Linked DNA regions of Homo sapiens: regions 2 and 3 are each linked to region 1. A link is a contact called in ENCODE Hi-C or POLR2A ChIA-PET data. All regions are on one chromosome and are shown on one strand. Each heading gives the region's core, a stretch centred on a gene start or an enhancer-like site at or near the end of the contact. The rest is flanking DNA. Distances are from core to core; before and after follow the strand shown. Region 1 has its middle 180 kb from the start of JARID2-DT. Region 2 holds the start of JARID2-AS1 (JARID2 antisense RNA 1). Region 3 has its middle 400 kb from the start of JARID2-DT.

The links. Hi-C counts contacts between places; a loop is a spot of excess contacts on that map. ChIA-PET counts read pairs that join two places held with the same protein, here RNA polymerase II (POLR2A). Pooled maps may share reads with other maps.
Region 2: a loop to region 1 is called in a map of mammary epithelial cell, with 16 times the contacts of the local background. The contact joins the promoter of JARID2-AS1 here to the enhancer-like site in region 1. A Hi-C loop is called at or near these places in 8 of 168 maps with a recorded cell type or tissue (CD14-positive monocyte, IMR-90, MCF 10A and 4 more) and 13 of 50 pooled maps. POLR2A ChIA-PET finds 5 or more read pairs at or near these places in 5 of 52 experiments (AG04450, GM10248, HEK293 and 2 more).
Region 3: a loop to region 1 is called in a map of gastrocnemius medialis, with 18 times the contacts of the local background. The contact joins two enhancer-like sites. A Hi-C loop is called at or near these places in 2 of 168 maps with a recorded cell type or tissue (MCF 10A and gastrocnemius medialis). POLR2A ChIA-PET finds 5 or more read pairs at or near these places in 2 of 52 experiments (activated B cell and naive thymus-derived CD4-positive, alpha-beta T cell).

What each region holds. Positions count from the first base shown.
Region 1 is chr6:15,062,241-15,065,324 of GRCh38, forward strand. No RefSeq gene overlaps it. Among named protein-coding and RNA genes, the nearest start is that of JARID2-DT, 180 kb to the right of the region's middle. Within about 2 kb of position 1,365, at least 6 of the 41 ENCODE cell types and tissues checked have a DNase peak (open chromatin) inside an H3K27ac peak, as active enhancers do; they include CD14-positive monocyte, gastrocnemius medialis, mammary epithelial cell and 1 more, where a contact is called at or near this core.
Region 2 is chr6:15,247,254-15,250,231 of GRCh38, forward strand. JARID2-AS1 (JARID2 antisense RNA 1) reads right to left here and starts at 1,443. Exons shown (of 2, transcript NR_120502.1): 1 at 1,257-1,443; 2 at 562-891. All of the region lies in intron 1 of JARID2 (jumonji and AT-rich interaction domain containing 2), which reads left to right. RefSeq lists silencers at 1,009-1,068, 1,189-1,668 and an enhancer at 1,857-2,698.
Region 3 is chr6:14,840,263-14,843,270 of GRCh38, forward strand. No RefSeq gene overlaps it. Among named protein-coding and RNA genes, the nearest start is that of JARID2-DT, 400 kb to the right of the region's middle. Within about 2 kb of position 1,674, at least 2 of the 41 ENCODE cell types and tissues checked have a DNase peak (open chromatin) inside an H3K27ac peak, as active enhancers do.

The DNA of each region.
Region 1 (3,084 bases), core at 115-2,614:
TTGTTTAAGACATGTAACCCAAACCCTTCATTTTATAATCCTGGCAGCCTGTCACCCAGCTCAAATCATGACTTCCCGGCACAAAGCTTGTGCTGCAGTCCATCTGTCTCCCTGATCCGTCCCTTATAGAAAGTGAACACCTGCTCTTGCCACAGCTGTCACATGGAGGGACTCCGCCCAGGCCCCTCAGTCTACAAAATTCCAACCGTTCTTGAGAACTTGCTCATTTGCCACACTTCCCTAAGCTGAACATCTAAAGGTAATTCTTCAGGGTCAAAAACTGGGCCTTCCCATATTAAGAGGCATCCCAAGAATGATGACATCACATGTCCTTCTAAGGAATCGAACACTAGCGATTGTGAACTCCAGCAAGAAGATGTTTTGTCTTTGAGATGAGTAATGAGGAGAAAATGGCGTGACGATGGCATTACACGGATAAGGGTCTATTATTCCTTATCCACAATGCTGAAATTCAAGAAGCTCCCCAAACCACAACTTACTACATAACTCATTGCATGTCAAGGCCTGACCTGGCCTGAACTGACATGAGCCTATTTATAGACATTGTCTCATTCCATGTGCATATCTATCCTTTGGCTTCAGAAATAGTAAGATGCTTGATTGCACAATACTGCAGGAGAGTCCACCAGCAGTGGTAGGTAACACCCTGAGTCCTGAAAGCCATGTGGCTCCAAGGATTTCAGATATGGAACTATGGGCCTGTGGTGACTATGATCCTGGTTTTAATGCTCATGTTCATGTTCATGTTCCCCAGCGCTGCATTTATTCTTAGCTTGAGCTTATTTGTGGGATCAGCCTGATTATGGTCGCTGAAAAATCTTTGTCAGAGGCAGTTGGGATAACCAGCCGTGGGCAAATGAAACAAGAAAAGTCAACCAGAGACCAGAGGCTAGCATGTGGCCTAATTCCTCCCCTGGTCTCAATCTTATCACCATGGCCCATCAGAGGTGCTACCTCCTGGCCCTGCCTCACACACCTCCACCCCCAGACATCTTGGGTCTACAGATACTTTAAGAGCCCTGGAAGCACAATTGAAGCTTGCCGGGTGTGGTGGCTCATGCTTGTAATCCCAGCACTTTGGAAGGCAGAGGTGGGCCAATCATTTGAGCTTAGGAGTTTGAGACCAGCCTGGACAACATGGCGAAACTCCATCACCATGAAAAATACAAAAATTAGCTAGGTACAGTGGCATGAGCCTGTAGTCCCAGCTACTTGGAAGGCTGAGGTTGGAGGATCCATTGAGCCTCAGAGGCAGAGGTTGCAGTGAGTCGAGATGGTGCCATTGCACTCCAGCCTGGGTGGCATGAGTGAAACCCTGTCTCAACACACACACACACGCGCATGCACGCACTTCCCTTTTTTAGAGACAGGATCTCATTCACTCAGTCACCCAGACTGGAATGCAGTGCTGCAATAATAGCTCACTGCAGCCTTGAACTCCTGGGCTCAAGTGACCTCAGCTTCCCAAAGTGCTGGGATTACAGGCATAAGCCACCCCACCCAGCCTACATGTGGGGTTTTGGAAGGCAGATCTGGGCCTGTCCACCAACTCTTCTACCAATAAGATGCACGCCTGGGAACAATCTAACTCATTCTCACTTGCCTCATCATTTAAATGGTTATAATTATAATAATTGCTTCTGACATTACTTTTCAGGGTCAAATAATAGAATCAATATGGTAGTTCCATGTAAGTAGTAAGATGATATACAAATGTCATAGTATTTTTATTATTTTTTATGAGCCCATATAGAGAAGAGATATTATTTTTTAAGGTCAGAATATCACTTATACTGGAATACTTATTTGTTAGGATAATACTTCTCAAATATACTTTCTTTTTTTCTTTCTTTTTTTGGAGAAAGAGTCAGAGTCACCCACCCAGGCTGGAATGCAGTGGCGCAATCCAGGCTCACTGCAACCTTCAGCTCCTGGGTTCAAGTGATTCTCCTGCTTCAGCCTCCTGAGTAGCTGGGATTACAGGCAAGCGCTACCACACCAGGCTAATTATTTTGTATTTTTAGTGGAGACAGAGTCTCACCATGTTGCCCAGGCTGGTCTTGAACTCCTGCACTCAAGCAACCCACCCACCTCTGCCTCCCAAAGTCCTGGGATTACAGGCATGAGCCACTGAGTCCAGCCCTTACTTATTTTTTTTATATTTAAAATAAAAATTTTTTCAATATAGAGACAGGGTCTCCCTATGTTGCCCAGGCTGGTCTCAAACTCCTGGGCTCAAGCAATCCTCCCACCTCAGCCTCCCAAATTGCTTGGATTCCAGGCATGAGCCACCACACGCAGCTGCAAATTTATTATCACGTTATTGTTTCAAAAGATACTCCGCTATTAAAATTGAGCAGTCAGAGTCTTTTTTCACTTTTCAGGAAAAAATAAAATCAATGACAGAATTTTCTAAGATTTGGCTGGGCGCGGTGGCTCACGCCTGTAATCCCAGCACTTTGGGAGGCCGAGGCAGGCGGATCACGAGGTCAGGAGATCGAGACCATCCAGGCTAACACAGTGAAACCCCGTCTCTACTAAAAATACAAAAAATTAGCCGGGTGTGGTGGTGGGCGCCTGTTGTCCCAGCTACTTGGGAGGCTGAGGCAGGAGAATGGCGTGAACCCCGGAGGCGGAGCTTGCTTGCAGTGAGCCAAGATTGCGCCACTGCACTCCAGCCTGGGCAAAAGAGTGAGACTCCGCCTCAAAAAAAAAAAAAAAAGAATTTTCTAAGATTTACCAGCATTTACCAGATTTACCAGAATTTTCTAGATTTACCGTCAGTTAGGTTTTTCTATTGGGGTTGGATTCCACTTGTCTTTTAAGAAACATATAAGTCGGATGAGATTTGATAAAATTATTAAGTACTTGGCCAGGTGTGAGCCCATTCACTATCAACTGTCACGAGAACAGCATGAGGGTGACCTCCCCCATGATCCAATCACCTCCCACCAGGTCCCTTCCTCGACACGTGGGTTTTACAATTCAAGATGAGATTTGGGTGAGGACACAAAGCCAAACCATATCACAAGCATTTGCAATAAAATTCCAACTAAAACAGAG
Region 2 (2,978 bases), core at 193-2,692, 190 kb after region 1:
GTGAATGCATATGTAAGTAACTACAAATAATTTCTCCCTGTTAACTGGGCTTCTGAAATTGGGTGATTATTCCTAGATTTAAATGGCTTGGAATAGTTAAATTTGTTTTGTGCATAGTACAGCTACGTTTTGATTGGCATGGGGAGTGTTTTTGTTTTGTGTGTGGTGGCTTTTTTTTTTTTTTAAGTTTGAGGGGAGGGAGGAAAGGGGGACCGAGGGATTAACCAAATATGCACTCGAGTGATCTGTGATTAGCTGCATGCTTTAAATTAAATAACTCTTTTTTTTTTTCAAAAAAGGCCAAATGAACATACCTTAGGAATAATGCAACGTAAGAGGAAAGTTTATTTAAGTTGGGTAGACAAATTGGTGTTAATATTTTCCCTTTTTGATCATTGTGGTGTGTGTAATGAGAGATGACCTTCGGGGCACTGGTTTTGTAAAAAAATATATTTAATGGAAAAGCTGAATGCCTCTTCAAGAGAGCTGATCCTTATCTAGACACGTCAACTTCAACTATGAAAGAAATGCAAGGTTAAATAATCAAGCCCAACTTAGAAAGCTGTTCCATAAAGAATTTAAGAATTAAAATACATCCGCATTGCAGAGGGCTGGGTAGAATGCAAAGGACTAGTTTAAACTCGGGCTGTAGAAACTGCACTGAGGCAACCTTGTCTTGGAGCGTGGACGCCTTCCCGGGGCACGTCCGTTTCGGATGCAGCCACAAAGCAAATGGGGTAGAACTTGGACGAGAACCGCACCCCGCCTCCCATTCCGGACCTCGTTGAGGTGGAGAGCAGCGTGGGGTGGGTTTTCTTTCTTATTGCGGGCGTTCAGCGGATCGTGTCTCCGAGTCCGGGCGTCCGGCTGCAAGCCCGTGGCTGGCGGCGGCTGCGGGAGGCACGGCACGAGTTAATGCACCGGGAGCAGAGCCGGTGTTCCCGACGTCCTCGAGCCGGCTGCGAAAGGGACGGCCCGCGGGGGTCGCGGCAGGCTGGGCCGGGGCTGGGCGGGCGGGCGCGCGCGCGCGGCCTATAGGGGGCATACTCCGGGCTCTAGGCGGGCGCGCGAGGCGGGCACCGGTCTACCCGGGCCGGCTTGCAGGCGGGCAGGAGGGCGGGTGGGGCGCGGGGGTGGCGCGGCCTGCGGGGCGCGGGGAGGGGAGAGCGCGCGGGGAGGGGGTGGGAGCGGGGGCGGGGGCGTGGGCGTGCCGGGGAGGGGGCGCGCGGCGCACAGCTGCAGCGGGCGCCCCCCACCGCGCACACGGCCGAGCATGGCGGCGGCGGCCCGGCCGGCTTCCCGCGGCCCTGCCTGCGGGCTCCGACGCAGTCTCGAGAGCAACAGGTTAAGCCGGCGAGACGTCAGCGCGCCCCCTCTCCGCCCCCCGGTTCTTCCCCCGCCGCGCGCCGGCGCCCCAGCCCTTCTTCCCTCCCTCCGCCCCCCGCGGCGCTCGGTTCCCCGACGCTCCCGGCCGCACTCTGTTGTCATTGTGACGTCACAAAGGGACGGGCTCGGGTGGAACCTTCCCCTCCTCCTCCGTGACGTCAAAAGTCGGGCGGGAGGCTCCAGGCGCGGCGGGGCGGCGGGGGGAGGAGGGAGCTGGGCGGGGGCGGGGGCTGCCGCAGAGCCGGGCTGCGGCGTGGGAGGAGGAAGAGGAGGAAGATGCGCTCGGCCTCTGCCTTCCGCTCCGGAGCGTCGCGCTTCCCACCAGGTGAGGGCCGGGGAGCCGTAGGTCCCCAAAGGAGTGCCACTGGACCCTGTTCTGATGCCACTTGGGAAGCGGGGAGCGGGGAGGAGGCGCCTCCTTTCTGCAGGAATGTTTTCACTTCCTCTGTTCCAGGTCTCCTGATGGTGTTGCATTACTAGCGTGGTGCATGTGTCCCCTCTCCAGTGCTTATGTAAAGAAATGAAAGTATTCAGGGAAAGCTGTGCTTTGTTGGAGGACCGCGTTGTGGATTTGGCCACCTTGTCACTTGAAGTCGTGTTAGGGGTGCTTCAGCAGGATGTGGCCGGATGCCTTTCATGATGATGCTGCACAGCAGCAACTGTTGCTCTTTCTGGAAGCTTTGTGGTACTACGGTGGGGGGGCTTTCCTTTGCTGTGCCGGCTCTGTACCTACTGACTGTTATTTTGGGGGGCTGGACCAAAGGAAGACTTGTCATTGATAAATGTACTGAGAAGAGCACAGGACTCCTTTAAGTCTCAAGGTGCTCTGGGCTTAGTTCTTCTGAGCAGGGAAACCAGAGGCTGGCGTTCTGTTTTCTCTTTTGTAAAATGGAAAAATACCTGCCATTGCCACTTAACTAAGTCACTGAAAAGATCATGTGCATGGAAGATGTAAAACAGTATGCCTCTTTATAAGTAAGGTGGCATTATTACTTGAGCTGGTGGAAGGCAGCACGTTTCCCACAATTGGTCTCAAAAGCCCGGGATGCCTGCTGAGTTGCCATTTAGTTTATTACCTTAGCAAAGCAGAGTTGGGGGTGCGATTGTCGATAGTAGGCTTTGGGAGAAATGATTGTTATATTTCGTAATAAATGATGTCCTTGAGAAACTCATAAGTTGCAGTGTAATCCTGTCTTAATTGTGTTGAGCACGACTCCCACTGCAATACCTTAAATAACTGAAAACATTTGCCTTTGAAAGCCCCAATCGACTTGGACAATAAAAACAGTTGCATGTTTTGCTCTAGAGATATTTTCTGCCGTTTCCATCATTCCACTGCCTGGTTATTCCTAGGGAGAATAACAGATAGGATACTGGGGCTTCACCACTATTTGATCAGGTATCAGTTTGAAATAGAGAATCTCTGCCTTATGAAGATAGTAATTCCTGTAGTTAGCATGAAAACAAATTGCCAGTTTGATTTTCTAGGACAGCTCAAGCAGAATTTGTACCACTAGGCTGTAAGTTTTAAGTATCTAATTTTCTGATTTGAAAGTGTATGATTTAAAAATTGGAAAAAGTTTTTGTTATAA
Region 3 (3,008 bases), core at 424-2,923, 220 kb before region 1:
TAACCCCACTTAGGTATTGCCAGAAGGAGTCTCCACTTCTTTCTACCCAGTAGTCTGCATTCAGTTAAGAAAGTACAACAAGAAACAGGGCAGTGCTTCTCAAGGTTTCGTGTACAACAAATCACCTATAATCTTGTTAAAAAGAGAGTTGTGGGCCGGACGCGGTGGCTCACGCCTGTAATCCCAGCACTTTGGGAGGCCGAGGCAGGAGGATCACGAGGTCAGGAAATCGAGACCATCCTGGCTAACACGGTGAAACCCCGTCTCTACTAAAAATACAAAAAAAAAAAAAATTAGCCGGCGTGGTGGCGGGCGCCTGTAGTCCCAGCTACTTTGGAGGCTGAGGCAGGAGAATGGTGTGAACCTGGGAGGCGGAGCTTGCAGTGAGCAGAGATTGCGCCACTGCACTCCAGCCTGGGCGACAGACCGAGACTCCGTCTCAGAAAAAAAAAAAAAAAAAAAAAAAAGAGTTGTGATTCAGTAAGTCTGGGGTGGGGCCTAAGATGTTGCATTACTGATAAGCTTTCAGGTGATGCCGGTGCTGCTGGTCTAAAATTTTGCTCCAACCTAGAGCATATGGAGAGATGCCTAGATTCCTGCAGTAAGCAGGATTTCAATATGCTGGCAAAGACCATCTCTCAAGGAAGTTAACGTTGTGTTTTTGGTTTGGGGTTTTGTTTGTTTTGTTTTGTTTTGTTCTGTTTTTAGTGTTTAAGACACAAATCAAGAGCTTCCAGTTCGGGGTGCCTAACAGGCAACAGGAGATGTAGAATTGGACTTGAGACAAGAGAGTAGGGCTGTGGATGGTTTGGGGAACCATCAACAAAATGTGTAGATAATTCCATAGATAGACTCATAGACAAATAGATGAAATATATGGAAGAGACCTCAGACTTCTCAGTCCAGGGCACATTCTCATGTTGGTTCATGCAAAACTCCATTTTTGATTTTTAAAAAGAAATTCTTTAACTTATTTATTCATTCATTCCCTTTTATCTCCATCCTCCCCACTACAAGCCATTTTCTAATGTGTTTGATGTGTATCCTTCTATTTCGTTAATTTTTCTTATATATAATATTTCATGTGCACTTTTTAATTTTTTATTCAGGTATAACATGGATACAGTAAAGCAAAATAACCTTAAGTATGCAGCTTGTTGAATTTACATGTATGTATACACCTATGTAAATAGCACTCAAACCATGAGCTAGAATATTTTCTGCAGCTCTGTGTTTTTTTGTTTTTGTTTTCTTGAGGAGGAGTTTTGCTTTTGTTGCTCAGGCTGGAGTGCAATGGTGCGATCTTGGCTCACTGCAACCTCCGCTTCCCAAGTTCAAGCAATTCTCCTGCCTCAGCCTCCCGAGTAGCTGGGACTACAGGCACCTGCCACCACGTCTAGGTAATTTTTGTATTTTTTTTTTTCTAGTAGAGATGGGGTTTCATCATGTTGGCCTGGCTGGTCTTGAGATGGAGTTTGGCTCTGTTGCCCAGGCTGAAGTGCAGTGGTGCAATCTAGGCTCACTGCAACCTCTCTGCCTCCTGGGTCCAAGTGATTCTCCTGCCTCAGCCTCCCGAGTAGCTGGCATTACAGGCATGTGTCATCACACCCAGCTAATTTTTCTATTTTTAGTAGAGATGAGGTTTCACCATGTTGGCCAAGCTGTTCTCAAACTCTTGACCTCAAGCAATCCGCCCACCTTGCCCTCCCAAAGTGCTAGGATTACAGGCGTGAGCCACCACACCCACACCCGACCCGCTGTGCATGTTTTAAATTTACGTAAGTGACATTGTGCAAAAGAGAGCATTATGTTTCTTACCTCATCCCACGAAACAATGTTTTCGAGGTTGATGTGTGCTGCTGTGTTTACATGCTATTCATTCCAGTTGCTTCCGATTGCTTCATGGTGTCCCTATTATACATCTGCCACATTTCATTTGACATTCCTCAGTGAAGGATGTTCAAATTGCTTCCAACTCTCTTTTCCACAAATAACACTGGAATGAACATCCTCATTCATGTTCTTTTATAGACCCATAGGAGATTTTTTTTTCTGTGATTTATAAGTAGGAAAGTGAGTACTGAGTCATAGAGTGTACACATACTTATTTTAACTAAGAATTGCCAGATTGCCTTCCAGAAAGGCTCTACCCATCTGCACTCACAAATACTTTATTCTGTAGTCAAATTTATGTTTCCTTTTAATTTGCACTGTGTTAAGCTGGACTCAAGGCAACTAGGTTTTATTAGGGTTACATTTAGATTGTGCCTATGAATGGCAATTCATTCAACCTCTTAAAAACTCTTTACTGAGCACCCACGATACACTAGGTACTCTTCTGGGTGCTGGAAATATAGCTGTGAAGAAGATAAAATCTCAACCCACATAGAATTTATTTTCCAGTAATTAAAACCATCCAGTGAATAAGATCACTTAGGAAGAGAGAATAGAGTGAGTAGGAAACAAAACCAAGGATGGAATTCCAAAAAAAAAAAAGATTAAAGGGTTGAGAAACAATGGACATGGTGGCTCTTGCCTGTAATCCCAACACGTTGGGAGGCCGAGACAGGAGGATCACTTGAGCACAGGAGTTCAAGACCAGCCTGGGCAACACAGTGAGACTTTGACAAAAAATGCAAAAAAGGCCAGGCATGGTGGCTCATGCCTGTAATCCCAGCACTTTGGGAGGCCGAGGCAGGCAGATCACCTGAAGTCAGGAGTCCGAGACCAGCCTGGCCAACATGATGAAACCCCGTCTCTACTAAAAATACAAAAAATTAGCTGGGTGTGGTGGCAGGCATCTGTAATCCCAGCTACTTGGGAGGCTGAGGCAGGACAATCGCTTGAACCCAGAAGGTGGAGGTTGCACTAAGCCAAGATTGCACTACTGCACTCCAGCCTGGGTAACAAAAGCAAAACTCCATCCAAAAAAAAAAAAAAAATTAGCAAGGCATGGTGGCATGTACCTTGTGGTCCTAGCTACTCAGGAGACTGAGGTGGGAGGATGG